Regions from separate parts of the Homo sapiens genome. Here region 1 is linked to region 2. Evidence: read pairs that join two places in POLR2A ChIA-PET (ENCODE). Cell type or tissue: PC-3. All regions are shown on one strand. Links, peaks and the distances in the headings refer to the core of each region. The heading gives the core; the rest is flanking DNA.

Region 1 (7,517 bases), core at 2,244-6,243, 410 kb after region 2:
CATCTGCTCCACAAAAAAATGAAAAGCTCAACAGTGGATGGAGAATTGTCTACTCCTCATGTGTGAATAACTTATTTATTCTCTCTATCCAAGCCTCCAGGTCATTGCAAAACTGTTTATTCATTTTCCAACAAAAGGGAAAGCCAATATTTGGCATTTGGCTTTATTAAAAATCATCACAGGGAATTATATTTTTTGATATTTCATAGTTTCCTATTTTTCTCTATGTTAGAAAAGCTTGCCAGTTGCATTTATTTTAAGGACCCTGATTCTTTGTTCTTTCTGTGGCAGGTTGGGTATCAGCTGGAGAGGTATTTTTGGTGATGGTTAACCCAATCATGCATCATTCATATTTCAGGTAGTTATGTGAGCATCACATAGTCTTGTTCCTAAATTAAGATGGAGTTTCCACTAGAGATGAGAATTACAAAGGTCAAATACTTTGGTCACCAACTACTTTCATTTGAATGAAATGGCTTTGCAATCCTATCCTAATCTCTTGGCACCTTAGGACACAGAGGATCACCTCTTAGTTTACTGGTTTATGATCATGACATTGTTCTTGCCAGGGTTCATTCTTACACCTTTGATCATCTCTAACAATAATAACAACAACAATAGTAACAGCTAGTTTTTACCGAGTGATTACATACTAAAGACACCACTTATGTACTGCTCATCTTTTTATGTAGTGCTTCTCTTTTTTTTCTCATCTTAAGTTTTCTCTAAATCTTATGCACCTTTTCTTCTTTTCCTTATTTAGTTATTTCCTCAACACAGTTGTGGACCTTACTTCTGATTCAAACTGCCGCCTCTTTTTAGATGGTGGTTAACTTCACTTCTAGCCACTGAACTTCAACCTGATTTCCAGTTTCTTGTTTCTAGCTCCCTGTGGCATGATTTAGGATTACCTAAGAGAAACAAGGCCTAATGTTTTTTGAATGCCTACTAGTGTTGGGCATTTTATGTGTTAGTTTGTTTAATCCTCACATAAACAACTTTGTTCTCCTTTTAGATTTGGGAAAATTTAAGTATAAATAATTTAATAATTTTCCTGAGATCACTGTTGGTTGTTAAGAAGCAAGCTTGGATTCAAACTCAAGTACAATTCTAAACTCCATAACTTTTACAGCATTTCACATACATTTCAAACATAACACTTTCTTCACATCATTGACTAACTACACTTTCTAAGCATTTCAGGATATCATCCATGCATTGCAAGATATTCTTTTTAATGTATCTCTGTTTATCTCGTCTCCACCCACCTCATTTGACCCTCATCCAAGTCTTCAGTAACCTCACCCTTAGGTCATCCCAGTGACCTCTCTCCTTACTCTTCATTTCCAACTTTTCCTGCACAAAACTACCCAATCCATTTTCCTGAGGCTCTGTTTTCCTACAGTCATTTCTAGAACCTAGAATATCACCCATAATCTACCCATCAAAGCCAAATTATAGATTCAGAATTTTTCTTCAACTTGCTCTAAGCTACTTGTCCAAAGTGTTTGCTATTTTCTTAATTCACTTCACTCACAGCAATTGTTTTACTGGGTTCTTCACACTCTGCTCTTTGCCACTCCTTTCCTACTTCCAGGAATCCTTTCCTTCTCTTTTTGGCCAATCCAATCTTACTCTGGTTCAAAGCTTCCAGTGACTTTTTTCTTCCGAGAAAGTCATTTTGCTTGTCTACAGCCCACTGGGATCTCTTCTCCTCTGACCTCCTGCAGCGTTTGCAGATGCACCATGCGTTTATCTGTTGCCTTATTTTTGCCTTTCATCATTCGAATGTCCTGGTATTAAAAATAAACTTTTGAGGACAGAGGTCCTTTGTGCTACTCTTTAGAGCTTGGCATATAGAAGGCACTTGTGGTGTCCTCAATACACTATGACTGACATGAACTGGGTACTTAGAAGGGACCATCATCCTGCCACACAGAGCCCACAGCCTCCCTGAAAATCTTGACTATAACCTGCTTGTCCCACAGGTGGATGAGACACCCCATCTTTGATATTATATATGCCAAATAGGAAACAACAAACGCTGTTTATTTAGCTCTTACCTAGGTTTCATATCTAATACAGTCATGTACGAAAAATGAATTGGACTTACATGCTACCATTCTTCAGAATCTTCATATAATAACTGAAAATGTAATGCCTATTGTTTGCAGTCATGGGGGAGAGAGAACGCTATGAGATGAACAGTAGTGTATCACTAGGTTTCTTATGTGTAGTCACAATTCTCTCTTCTTACCAAAGGGCATGCTTACAAAGTAGTATTTGAAGGATATCTAAAGTCCTCTCTGTCTCTGAAATGGGATCTCTTATGAAATAGGCTGGAAAGATTCTAAAGAGCAGAAAAGGTATGATTTACTCAAGTTCTTCTTGGGCTGAACCCAATACTTGAACTATTTTCAAGATAGTGCCCACTGCAGAGATGTTTATTGTACCCTGATGAAGATGGATAATGTGACAATAAATAAGGTAAATGGCTGGAAACCCAGAGTTCAGACATCCTGATGGCTCTTGAATAGTAATCTGGGCAACTCAACTCAGTGTAATATGAGACAAAGATCAGGGCCTCTGATGAGATTCAGCTTCTCAGCGAGAGCACGCATGATATGTAGGAAGCACTGCTTTACCTTTCCAATATTTTAAAACACATTGTCATCATTAGTGGAAGGCCATTTAAAGGTCTATAGAATTCCAACAGAAAAATCAATGACTAGTATAGGATAATACTAAGGTCACATAAAAATGGACATTAAATGGTCAGATAATTCCCAGAGATTTGCTGTGTGATTTCCAATGGGGCATCTAATAGAAGAGTGATTAAGTAGAATTTTAAATGCTCAGCAATACCTCTGCTTTGTTTGCAAATTAAAATTAGAACTGGATTTTAAATAGAATTTTTAAAAAATTTTATTTATTCTTACTTACTTTTAGAGAAAGGGTCTTTCTCTGCCACCCAGGCTGGCGTGCACTGGCGTGATCATAGTTCACTATAACCTCGAACTCCTGAGCTCAAGTGATCCTCTCACCCCAGCCTCCTGAATAGCTGGAGGTGAGAGGACACATGCCTGTAGACCCTGCCTGTAGACCCAGATATTTAGGAGGCTGAGGTGAGAGGATCACTTGAGCTCAAGAGTTCGAGGTTATCATGAACTATGATCATGCCAGTGCACGCCAACCTGGGTGACAGAGCAAGACCCTTTCTCTAAAAGTAAATAAAAAAATATAAAATTTTTAAAAATAAAGCTGAATCTACACTTTGGTATGCCAAAACATAACCTAAATTGTATGATGATGTAGAAACACAGTGATACAAAATACACCTGAAAACAAATGGCAAAAATTATCACTTTTGGTATTTTATTTTATTTAATCCGCTGACCAATTCTGTGACATAGATATTTGTATCCTCATTTTACAGATAAGTATATTAAGCCTTGGAAAGATTAAATAACTTGCTCAAGGTAAAAATTACAAAGAGGTAGAGCTAGGACTCAGAGCTAATTCACTTCCCTCACTTCGCTATTTGAAGTTTTGAGAAATCCTGGAGTAAATAAATCCATTTCACATTGTTTAGACCAAGGTTTTCCATACTCATTTAACCAAAAAAATCTTGTCTTTCATAGAATAGCTTCTAAAAGCTCAGGTCACTAATGTTCTGTAGCACATACTTTGGAGAATTCTACACTGGGAAGATGAGTAGTTTGGGATATCACATCTCACTACATTGAAAGGAACTGTCTGAGTAGTTGATTACAATTCAGTGTGTGGTCAAGCATGAACACACAAGTCAAACTGCATGCCTTGGTGTGACAGTTTAAAAGAGGATCAAATCTAGTTTAGCTTCTAAATCAGAAGTGCACAGAGCTATTTGGCCAAAAGTAACCCTTAGGAACTATCAACCAAGTCAACAAATCAGTTGTTGGTCTCATTTGAGATTCTGATCAAATCAAGCAAGAGAAATTGTGGGTGAAACCTTTCTTCTCCAAGGTTGCTCTAGGTTTAAGGCAGATGCAATCATTAACTTTTTCAACATTAAGTATTTGCAAAAACAGTCAATGGTACTGCACCTCCCCCGCTGGAAACCATAGCTCTGAATCATTTCTCCTGGAAAACCCAGATGACCTGGCTGACAGCTTCGTGTTTCTACTGAAACCTGTGAGTCAGGAGGCCAAGGAAGTTCCCTGTAAACAATTTCATGCAGCCATTTAGATGTGGTTACAATGAAACAGCTAGTTTTACATGGCCTCAACAATTAGCCATTATATTTCAAGCTTTTAAAATTAAAAAATGAGCGCTTCTTTTCCTACTTTTGGCTCCACTCCATTACTGCCCAGTGAGTAGGAGGAGAAGAATTGGGAAGAGGGGTAGAAATTAGGTAAGGTGTGATTAAGAATATTATTGCTATTTTAAAATAGTCATTTTATATTTCGACGCAATGACGCGACAAATGCCCTGCAAATCAAAATTTCCTTGATAAAAAAAAGTCAAATTAATCAAGATAACTTGACCACCCTTAGGGCAATGCCTAGGTCTTATCTGTTTTATGTTCCAAGAACCTAGCACAGTTCTTCACACTATATAAAATCAACATAAAAAAGAAAACACTGCCACAACCAATAAAATCAAACCCTAACCTTGAAAGCTGGCCATGGAAAAAGACTTTCCATCTGAAGGAGGAAATAGACTCTTCTATCCCCAGCTCTAATCCTCTGACTACACCTTTCCCTTGAGGACCCCTCATTTTTCCTGCCATTAACACTTTCCTGGCCTGTGGGGACATTTCTTCTTTATCATCCAGTATATCTTTTTGTAGCAAAATTGAAAAGAGGCTACATATTTAAATAAGACTTTTATTTAAAGCCTATTGATAAGAAAATGGAGAGACCCAGAGATGAATGTATAACTAGATACAAATCATTTTCATTTGGGGAATACTTTAAGATACATTCTGCTTAGTTCTTAACCTGCTTCTATATTATAAAAGTCATCTTTCTTCACTATGACAAACGAAAAACCTCAATTTCTACATTCCTTAAGACCTAAGGAAAAAAAAAATAAAATTCTCTTTCTTAACTAGTACCTGCTTGACCCTGTTTATTTTTTTATAGCTGTTGGAAATATTACTTCATTTCCCAAAGACCTAGAAGAGTACACCATACACAGCAAGTACTCAGTCCGGGGGCTGGCTGATTCAGAAAATCCTTGGGTTAAACCACAAAAACCTGAAGGCAGCAACTTAGCTGAAAACAATGAATTCAAGCTGGAGTTTGATTTTGTGGAATGCTGGCTCCTGGTCAGCCTGCAGCAAGGGTGTCTACCTAAGTATTTCCACCTCCTGGTAACTAGTTTCTATCCACTTTCCTAAGAAGCTCCCTACCTGCAGGTTGGCAGATTCTGAATGTGAGGATGTTTTCACAACATTTAATACTCCTGGGGGTCATTTGCAAAGGTGATTTGACAGAAAATGTCAATTAACAATTTATGGGAAGATCTCTTTCCTGTAATTGATCCTTTTAAGGAAATACTTTGCTTCAGGTTATAGTTTCCATAGCTAACTTACAAGAGTATCATGTTTTTACAAAAAGTCAACATAATAATAGTAGAGATGAACTCTTTTATATGACTAATTCTTTCCACATATTAAAAAGACTGTTTTGAAGTAATTCCTGCCCTTTGAGCTGTGACTTTTCAATTCTTTATAAAATTAACATTTAAAAATATATACAGACAATTGAGAATTTTTTCTATAATGAGAATGCACACATATATGTATGCATATAATACATATGTGGAATTAATGTCAAGAACCAGTATAGTAGGTGGTGACAAAGCTATTTGCCAAAATTTGTTCCATACCGTAACTTCCTTTTTAGAATATTTATATGTTTGATGTGTTTAATTAAAGATAGCCCTTTGAGATGCAAAAATATCTTTTCGCAAAATTCTGAGGATTTGGGGGATCAAAGGAGCGCAGTTTTTTGGATGGAAAAGCGAGGTTTCTTCAAGGAGGAGTCTCACTGACAAAGGGTAGTTAAGTAACTCTGCCAAGGTCAACGTCAACTTCAGTTACTGGTTACATATTTTACAGTAAACACTGACTGCCCAAGTTAACATTGCCCATGATGGTTAAATGGAGGCCCTCCATTATCCCCTCTCCTGGTTCATTTGGTAGAGGTAACGAGAGAAGGCTGTGCATGCACTCTGGTTCATTTCCCTTTCATCTCTCTCATGCCTTTTATTCCCTCTTTTAGTCTTATGTTTGAAAACTGAGAGTCTGTCAAAATCATATCTGTGAGCTGTTGCCACAAAGCCTCAAATTCCACCTTTCTGTTCCTGCTTCATTCATTTTTCTTTCACCCATTCAGGCTTTCAGGTAAGGAAGTTTCTTCCTGAGCTATACCCATGGGCCTATTCTTTTGTTTCTTAAACTCAGTACTACTCTTCATGTATTGATTTAGCCTGCATATAACACAAGCAACTTTAAAGTGGGTGCAAATGTTCTCAGGCCACCAAAGATCCACTCTCTGATCCTGCGCAGGTCTAGAGGACTTGCCAAGCCTTGACTGGTCATTTCTCTTTCCCAAATCCAATTCCCTCAGGCTAGAGCAGCTAGAAGACCTCCTTATTTGTATAGCCATCCCATGCTGAAGAGTTGTAAATCAGATGTTTCTTTAGAAGTTGCCTTGGATTCCCCAGCAGGAGTCTAGGATCACAGTGTTTCTGGTGTGTCTGCAGAGAAAGAGTCTCAGTGCTGAACAGGACGTGATAAACCCAGTTATTGCTGGAGAAGGTGGAAGAATGGATATTGGCTATGCTTCTCTCCCTTTTGGTAATTCCCAAGAGATATGTATGTCCCTGCAGCTTAGTATCTGACCAGGCTATATTTCAGGGATAACTAACAAATAATGCTCAACTTATTTTGAAGATGTCTTTCTTACTAATCACTGGCTTACCAGACAGCTGTTTAGTTTCTTTCTGTTGGTTTCTAGTCTCTTCTCTGAGTCAGGTCTCCTGGTGTCCTGGTGCAGAGACTGCAGGCCCCTGAAGTACACAGTCCTGCCCTATCCACTCCCTTCCTTTCTCTTTTGCTCCCTTTTTCTAGATAGAAATCTTATGTTTTCTCTGCGGATTCCTGGGTTCCAATCTGCCGTGGTAGTCTAGGGGTGAAGAGATCCTTCTACCACCATTCCAGTGGCACTATGACACTGTTGCTAAGCACTAGTGATTCTGTTTGCAGGCTGATGTTTACTGGGGAGGACCTTCATGCCACAGGCTCACTACAATGAACACTTCAACCTAACTGCTGGCTCTTTTGGGGCTACCTTTAACAAAGGCATTTTCTCAGCCCAAAATGTTACCATGGTCACTGGAATGGAGGTTGATAGAACTATATATAGTTCCAATCTCTATGGCTATGGGTTCAAGTCAAACACTTGATTACAATATGGATCTTTGACTTTTCTGTAAACAGCATAGCCCAAGAATGCCATGTTATGTGC
Region 2 (7,517 bases), core at 2,010-6,009:
ATCACAGAATGTTATATCAGGCATTATAAATAATTCCTAGGCAATATTTAGAATGGCTGCAAGCCATTTTTAGAATTGGCTGAGAATTATTTACAATACCCTGCTCCCACATTTTGCCTGTCATATGTTCACTATGCATTTTTCTTAAAATCCTTCAAGGCAGTGAGGATATCGCTGCTACTGAGGGGTGTATTCCTGAGCCAAGTTAAGGATGGTGAAAAGTATATTTTTCTCCCCAAAAGCCTAAGTGAACTACTCGCAGTTCCTTAAATTCACCGTGGTTTAGTTTGCCTCCAGGTTATGGCTCACACCATTTCTTCTGTCTGGGGCCCCTTTTTTCTTGTTCCCTTCCTATCCACCCATCTCAATCTCTTTGCTAATTGCTACTGTTGCTCCAGAAAGCCTGTCCTGACTTTTAAAGTTAGATTTAGTGCCTCCCTCTACAAGTACCTTGTGCTTATCTGTGCTCTGTTTACTGGTCTGTCTTTCCCATTGTACTAAGAGCCCATGAAGGACAGAAACTGTCTTTTTCTCTATTGTGTGCCGGAGGGATAGTAAACATATTTAACAAGCAGTGGTAAATATTAACAAGCCTGGAAAACTGATAGAGTGGGGTTACGAAGGCTCCCTGCTGTGTCAGGGTATAAGAAGACAATGTGGAAGACTTCTAAATGAACCCAAATTTAGTAGGTGTCTTCAATAGAAAAACAGCACATGACATTGAGCACTTTCTCCTAGACTATTTGATTTTATGGAGTTTAGACCTTTCATTATCTTGAGCTATCCTATAGCTCTGTAGACAGAGAAATTAGCTTGCAGAAAACTGATAGTAATGTAATTAATTATTGTCTATAGGCATGTGAAAAATATCGTCTAGTAGATGTTCAACTGATTCTGCCCTGCCAATACCCAGCTCCCCCCAACACCCCCGTCCACACCTACTGTGGAAGAAGCCAGTGTTACACCTACTAAGTAAATTAATTTCAACATGTCTGAAGGGCCTATATTTTTCTGGCCTTTGAATTCTCCTTTGAACTGGTTGTAACAACTTTTCCAGTTCCTTTATTCATTGATTAATGAGTTAAATAAAATCTTTGACACCCGTTCATTTTATGTCTGTATGAGAGTCATGATTATAACTTTTTTCTTTATAAAAACTATCTTAAAGGGACGTAGAGATTTTCTACTGAGATTCTTTAGGGGAAAAAAATCTAACGAAGAACAAATCTTCCTCTTTCATGAAAGGCTAAGGTTCTTTTTAGTTGTGTTACCTTTATGTTTACTTTTAAATGCTTTGTTGTCTCTTTGATTAAATGAACAATCATGTATTGTCTCTCAGGCACCCACAGGAGGTTCTATCTTAATCACATGTCTAAATTTCCTCTGACATCCTTTTTGATTTTTGCCTTCAAAAAATCAAATTCTAAGAAAAGAAAAAATAAAACTTTCAGAGTATCTTTTATACCTAAAACTATCCTTGAGATTTCCCAGAAGATCTCTGGAAAATTAATGATTAGTTTCTATTAAATGATGCTAGAAATAATTAGGTTTGTTTAACGAATTGGCACAGCAGAAGAGATGCTCAGATTTCCCAAGGTTAAATTTCAATACATAAGACGTATTAATATAAATATTTCAGAAATTGTGTGTTGTTTTCATGGGAAATTCTTAGAGGTCTATCAATGCCCACATTATCTAAAATATGTTCCTATTGATCAGAATTCTGGTGGTAGTTTGCCTGATAATATTCTGCAAAAATAGTATAGTGTTAGCAGTCAATTTCAGCTATTTTTTAAAATGCCTACTTGGAACAAACCTACTTTTATAATTTGAATCTAGCATCGTCTGGCCGGTGATTCTAAATTAGAGAGGCACATCAGACTTACCCATAGAGTTTTATAAAAATACACATGTCTAGTCACTACTCCAGAGTTACTGAATTTCTTTACTTGATATTCCTGGTATAGTCTTGATATATTATGTATGCAACATCTCGGAAATATTGTATATTATATCTCAGGTTTTTTCTCTATAAAAATTATATTCATGCATTTATAAATTAGATATAACATTTGTATATGGACTTAATATTATCCTTAGAAATATTTTGTCTAAACTCAATATTATCCTTAGAGATATTTTGTCTAAACTTTTTTTGGAATGGTAATATGATTTTGTTTTGTATCCCACAGAAGAAACCAAATTTCAGTTGCTTTGTTCTGAACTAATATAAGATCTTTCATATTTGAAAATTATCAGTAATAAATAACCATACCTATTTCACATTTCTGTCAAGTGCAGATAACTTTTACTTTACTTACTTTACTCTGATTCTCACCTGAATAAGCAGAATTGTATCAACATTTGTGTTGCCAAAGATCAATAAGAATTATCTAAGAATAAATTCTTGTGTAAAGATGGCATTGCTTACCAATGGGCCGAGTCAGGATTTTCAAACTCTTTTTAGCCAAGAGGCATAAGGCTTCTTGAATCCAAGATCTGGTGGAACATAATTTAATTACATAGGACCGAATGAACTGATGAGGAAATTTTTATTATAGATCTTTATTTAGGATACTGTTGGTGTTCTTTTAATGTACTCTCTTCTTTATCTGCAAGCAAGTCCTCCTTTTTTATTCTTAACCTATCTGTAACCAATAACAGTTTAGTAGATGCTGCTATTGGAAACGAAAATGAAGCATTTTTAAATGATATCTAATTGTCACTAACCCGTTTCCCTCTCCCTTCCTCCCCTGCCTCCCGTAACCCCAAATCAGAAATTCTTACTCAATCTCCTTATTGTTCATGGAAAAATAGTTATTTCAACAGGCTCAATAAGAATCTGTCCACCTTTATACCATGATATAATTAGAAAAATCAGGTATGCAACTAAGTTCTTGCCTGGAATGTCATATTTGAGAATAATTCTCATTAATCAGGTGTGACAGCCACTGTTAAGAGAATAAAATTGAATATTTTACTTATGACTTTCTTATGGAACCAATGCCCATAAAGGCCTCTCAGAAAGACTGGCCTGGAACCTGGCTTACAGAGGCCCTGCCTGACACATACTGAGAAAAGCTACCTTCTGCTAGACCAGGGACATTGAGAAGAGAGGAATTCGCCCACATTTGTAGGAACTGCAGGTAAAATTAGGTCAAGAGAGTTTTTTGGGCTTAGTTTCCTAGCTTTGGCATAACAAATAACAGGCACTTTGAAAAGCCCAAACTGAAATTCTTTACGAAAACTTCCCAACAGAGGTTAATTTTGTGATTATTCAATACCGCAGAGCTCTAGATTTCCAAAGCAAACTGTAGAAGTCCTCTCACTGCAGCTGTGCAAACGATCAGGCCAATTGTAATGAGACTGGCCTTACGAGAAATTTTCCTTATCATTATTCTTGATCAAGGTTGGGGAGATAGTAACAAAAAATTTGAAAGATTTTTAATTGGGCCAAAAGATTGCCAGGTGTCATCCGTGGAAAACTGTGCCTTGTTTGAAGCACACCGTTCAGTTCAGGATTAGCTGATTCTACAGGGTTTGTGCTTTTAATTGTCTGAGTTATTTTATAATTGTATAGAGATAACTAGATATAGTTAACTCTATAGAAGCAAATTGTACAACACTGATATAAGGCAAATAATTCTTGTCTGTAGACATGCAAAGAATTGTTGTGCTGTAGAAATTCAATTAACTTCCCTCTCTGCTGTGGAGGAAGCCAGTTTTGCATTGCTTAGCCAAGTTTGTTTCAACATTCCCTCCTGATGGGCTTATACATTTGTCTGGTCTTCAGGTTCTCACTGAGGTTTTTGTGACAGCTTTTCCAGTTATCTCATCATTTAATAAGTTAAATAAATTGTTGACATTTGTTTATATCTGTATAAGAGCTGTGATGATACCCTATTTTGAAAAAATTTCCTTGAACTAGGTATAAACCTTTCTACTACTGGATGACAAACATCCCTGGAAGTTTGGGGAAGAGTCACTGGGGAGCTTAAGGTAGCCACTATAACTAGTGAAATTATTTTAACACCTGAAGAACTGGTTTGTCTTCATGTTGTCTGAATACTAGCCTGGTCATGTCCTAGTATTTGCATAGTACCTACCAGGAGCAGGCACACCAAAAGCCACATCCACCCCCACTATCACATTGAATCATAGATTAAAAAAAGAAAAAGACCTGTATAGATGGTTGGATGGAGACATGGTTTGGACATTTGTCAACTCCAACTCTCATGTTGAAATGTGATTCCCAGTGTTGGAAGTGGAGCCTAGTGGAAGGTGTTCGGATCACAGGCGCAGATCCCTCATGAATGGCTTGGCACCATCCCCTTGGTGATAAATGAGTTCTTGCTCAGTTAGTCCACGGGAGATATTTGTGTTCAAATTTTCTCATGATTCCACAAAAATTCCAGACAATTCCTAGAATAAAAACACAAAAATAATAAAGCATTTTTTTATGTAGAGTTAGTAGCTCAGGTAAGGAAGTTTTAGGAAACTTCCTAGAGCTACTTCTCCGATTAATAATAATTAACATTTAATAAACATGTGCTATGCATATGCCTGTTACCACTGTAAGAATGTTACTCATATTCCCTAATTTAATCCTAAATAGACCTAAGACCAACATATTTCTATTAGATCCATTTTTTATATGAAAACAATGGGGCACAGAGCTATTAACTTGCTCAGATTATATAGCTAGTTGCATTCTCAGGATGCTAACACAGACATTCCTAACTGTTCTCCTATATCACTTCTCATGAAATGTGAGCTTAAAAAGCTTACAATTGAGTGGGCCCAGCGGCTCACGCCTGTAATTCCAGCACTTTGGGAGGCCAAGGTGAGTGGATCACATGAGGTCAGGAGTTCAAGACCAGCCTGGCCAACATGGTGAAACCCTGTCTCTAGTAATAATCCAAAAAAAAATTAGCCAGGCATGGTGACACATGCCTGTAATCCCAGCTACTCAGGAGGCTGAGGCAGGAGAATTGCTTCAACCCAGGAGGTGGAGGTTGCAATGAGCAGAGATCACACCATTGCACTCCTGCCTGGGCAACAAGAGTAAAATTCCATTTCCAAAATAAATAAATGAATAAATAAAAGCTTACAACTGTTCACATATCATAGTTTTCTTTTAAGATTAGAGTCAATTTACTCAGTTGGTCTTCTGATCAAAATTTTATTTCCCCTGCAGTTCTCACAACAGCCCTATAAGAGAGGTGGTCTTATTCCCATTTTGCAGATAAGAAAACTAAGGCTAAACTGTCATAATATTTAAATTTATCACCACAATGTAACATTTGCTGTGAAACGTTTTCTGCTGAATTAGCCCATATTCTTTTCTACTGTGCCCACATGTGCTTTGCCTGGTTTTAATTTGTATAATTGCTCGAAGCTACATTTCCTTTGTTATAGGCATGTGATTTCCGACCTCTGGCCTCTGCACCTGTTAAAGTCTGGCGTGCTCAACTCTGTCCCTCATGGAGTAGGTGCACCCCTCTCTAAGAGGAGCCTTTTCATGCTCTTGAGGGCACTTGGGAAACTGTTTTGGGACGTTATTGTCCCTGTCAGTGGAAGATGTAAAGGACATAGCCAACCAAGTAAGAGGATCACAAAGGTAAGCCCAGAGATAAGCACATCTTCGAGGGGAGTGATGTCCCTTCTTTTTCTTTGTCTTGCCATCCTATGTACTGTATTCACTAGCTTTAAGTGAGTACTTTTTTTCTTTTTTTTTCCTTTATTAGCAGTTTTTCTGCATGCTTTGTCCATCTCCTTTGATCTGGACTTCTGTCAGAGGAAGAATCACAGCACTGTTGCTCCCGTGGCAATCCTAGTATTGCTCTGTAATGACTTCAGTGGTGTGTTCTTGGCTGCCTCTAGCTTGATTTCAGCTGCTTTTTGTTCACTCAGTGGCAGATTGTTAAATAACATGTGTTTCTTATGTACCAAGTTCCTCATCCATGTGGCATCTGACATTTTCATTATTGCATGTAACAAACTTCACAGCATCTACAGTTGCAGTCCTTAGCTCTTAGTTCAGCATTTACTTATGCTGGGTCTTTGCTCTCTAACACACAGAGACATTGCCAACCCATTGGGGTAGATCAGTCAATGTGAAAAATAGATGTGTTGTTTGTTTCTTGTAGCCACTGTGTGTGTTAAAGCTGGGGCTTAGTTCCTCTTTCTGGCACGGGAACATGGAAAACTTCCACCTCTGCTGCTGTAGGGGTGGGTGGAGACGAGAAGCCATCTTCACCTCTGCCTGAAGGGATGGGTGGAGACAAGAAGCCAAACTCCCTCTGGAGCTCCAGCCTCTGTTTCCAAGTGCTGGTGAATGTCATGGAGATGCTTTTGTTTTAGCATGTTTAAAATCGGACTCACTCACCTCTTTTCTCTTATCTCTGAATCTTCTCCCTTCCCCTCTGTTTCTATTAAAGCAATCGCCATTTCCCCATTAATTCCTTCTCTGAAACTGCTTTCTCTGCCTCTTTTCATGCTTGATATCTACCTGGTTGCAAGTCTTGCCACTTTACCTTTTGTACCTCGCTGCTATCATCCCTCTTCAAATTCTCTACGTTTAGTTCCTCTGTATTATTCGCTTTTTCTTCAAGAATTACATTTAGGCAGGACTCCATATCCCCATATTTTCATACAGTTGCCTATCACCTTCCACCATATTAGGTCCTAGAGAGATCTTTGCACAATGGGGAGGGGGTGTCCCAGACAAAAGTGTCTTCCTTATTACTAATTAGGGTTTGAGTTTCAAAACACTTTCAGCTCTGCTCCAGTGAAGGGGGCTGGGCTGTATTTGAGATTCGAACCCACCTTCCCTCCAACTCCCATACTCCTTACTGCGGAGAGAAGATATCGTTTAGGCCACGTGTTCCAGCTGTTCCTTACCTGAAACTTACTGAATTTGGCTGGAAAAGGGAAGTCTGCCTTCCAAGCAGGAGGGATGCCAGACATTGCTCTACTAATCAGATAAATTCAAATATGAGCCAAATTATTTAAAAAGTAACTTTCGGCTCTTCTTGCCTCCCACCAATCCTTCATGCTACTAAGGCAACCCCATCCTCCACCCTTCTGGATCCCATTCTGGCCTTGACGTCCCTCCACAGAGCTTAGACTGGAGAAGCAACAAAGGACCAGTTAACTTCAGTTGGATGCAGCCTTCCTGCCTCGTGCTCCTCTCTGCCTGTGCGTCCTCTGCACACACAGCTTCTTAAAATGTGAAGTCACTGCACCTACTTCAATTGCTTCAGAAACGGCGTAGTACATTCAGAACAATGGCCACACTTCCTGTCTCTCCTCTCTGACTCTTCTGCCCCATCCCCCACTTGTCCCGGTTCCTCGCCAGCCCAGCTGGACTGCACTGGCACCTGCTACTCTCGTTACCGGAGACATGGCCACTGCATTATTCAGTAGCTCCTCTTAGGATGTATACTTTAGTGTTCAGTGAAGTGGTTCTGCACTCCGTGGGGTGCGAGCATGAAAAGGTTTTATTTTTATTCAAT

The links. ChIA-PET counts read pairs that join two places held together with the same protein. Peaks named below come from ENCODE experiments on the same cell type or tissue, not always from the same donor. Only the 100,000 strongest peaks of a DNase experiment are listed, where the experiment ranks them.
Region 1: POLR2A ChIA-PET joins it to region 2 with 8 read pairs; 1 of 35 experiments calls an interaction of 5 or more read pairs at or near these places.

What each region holds. Positions count from the first base shown.
Region 1 is chr18:27,375,179-27,382,695 of GRCh38, reverse strand. LOC105372041 (a long non-coding RNA gene) reads right to left here and starts at 7,189. Exons shown (of 4, transcript NR_188026.1): 1 at 6,972-7,189. In PC-3, for the core only: no CTCF peak of the experiment used is centred there; a DNase peak (open chromatin) is centred at 4,155; H3K27ac peaks cover 2,119 bases.
Region 2 is chr18:27,786,177-27,793,693 of GRCh38, reverse strand. LOC105372042 (a long non-coding RNA gene) reads right to left here and starts at 7,288. Exons shown (of 4, transcript XR_935324.3): 1 at 6,904-7,288; 2 at 4,181-4,422. In PC-3, for the core only: no CTCF peak of the experiment used is centred there; a DNase peak (open chromatin) is centred at 4,113.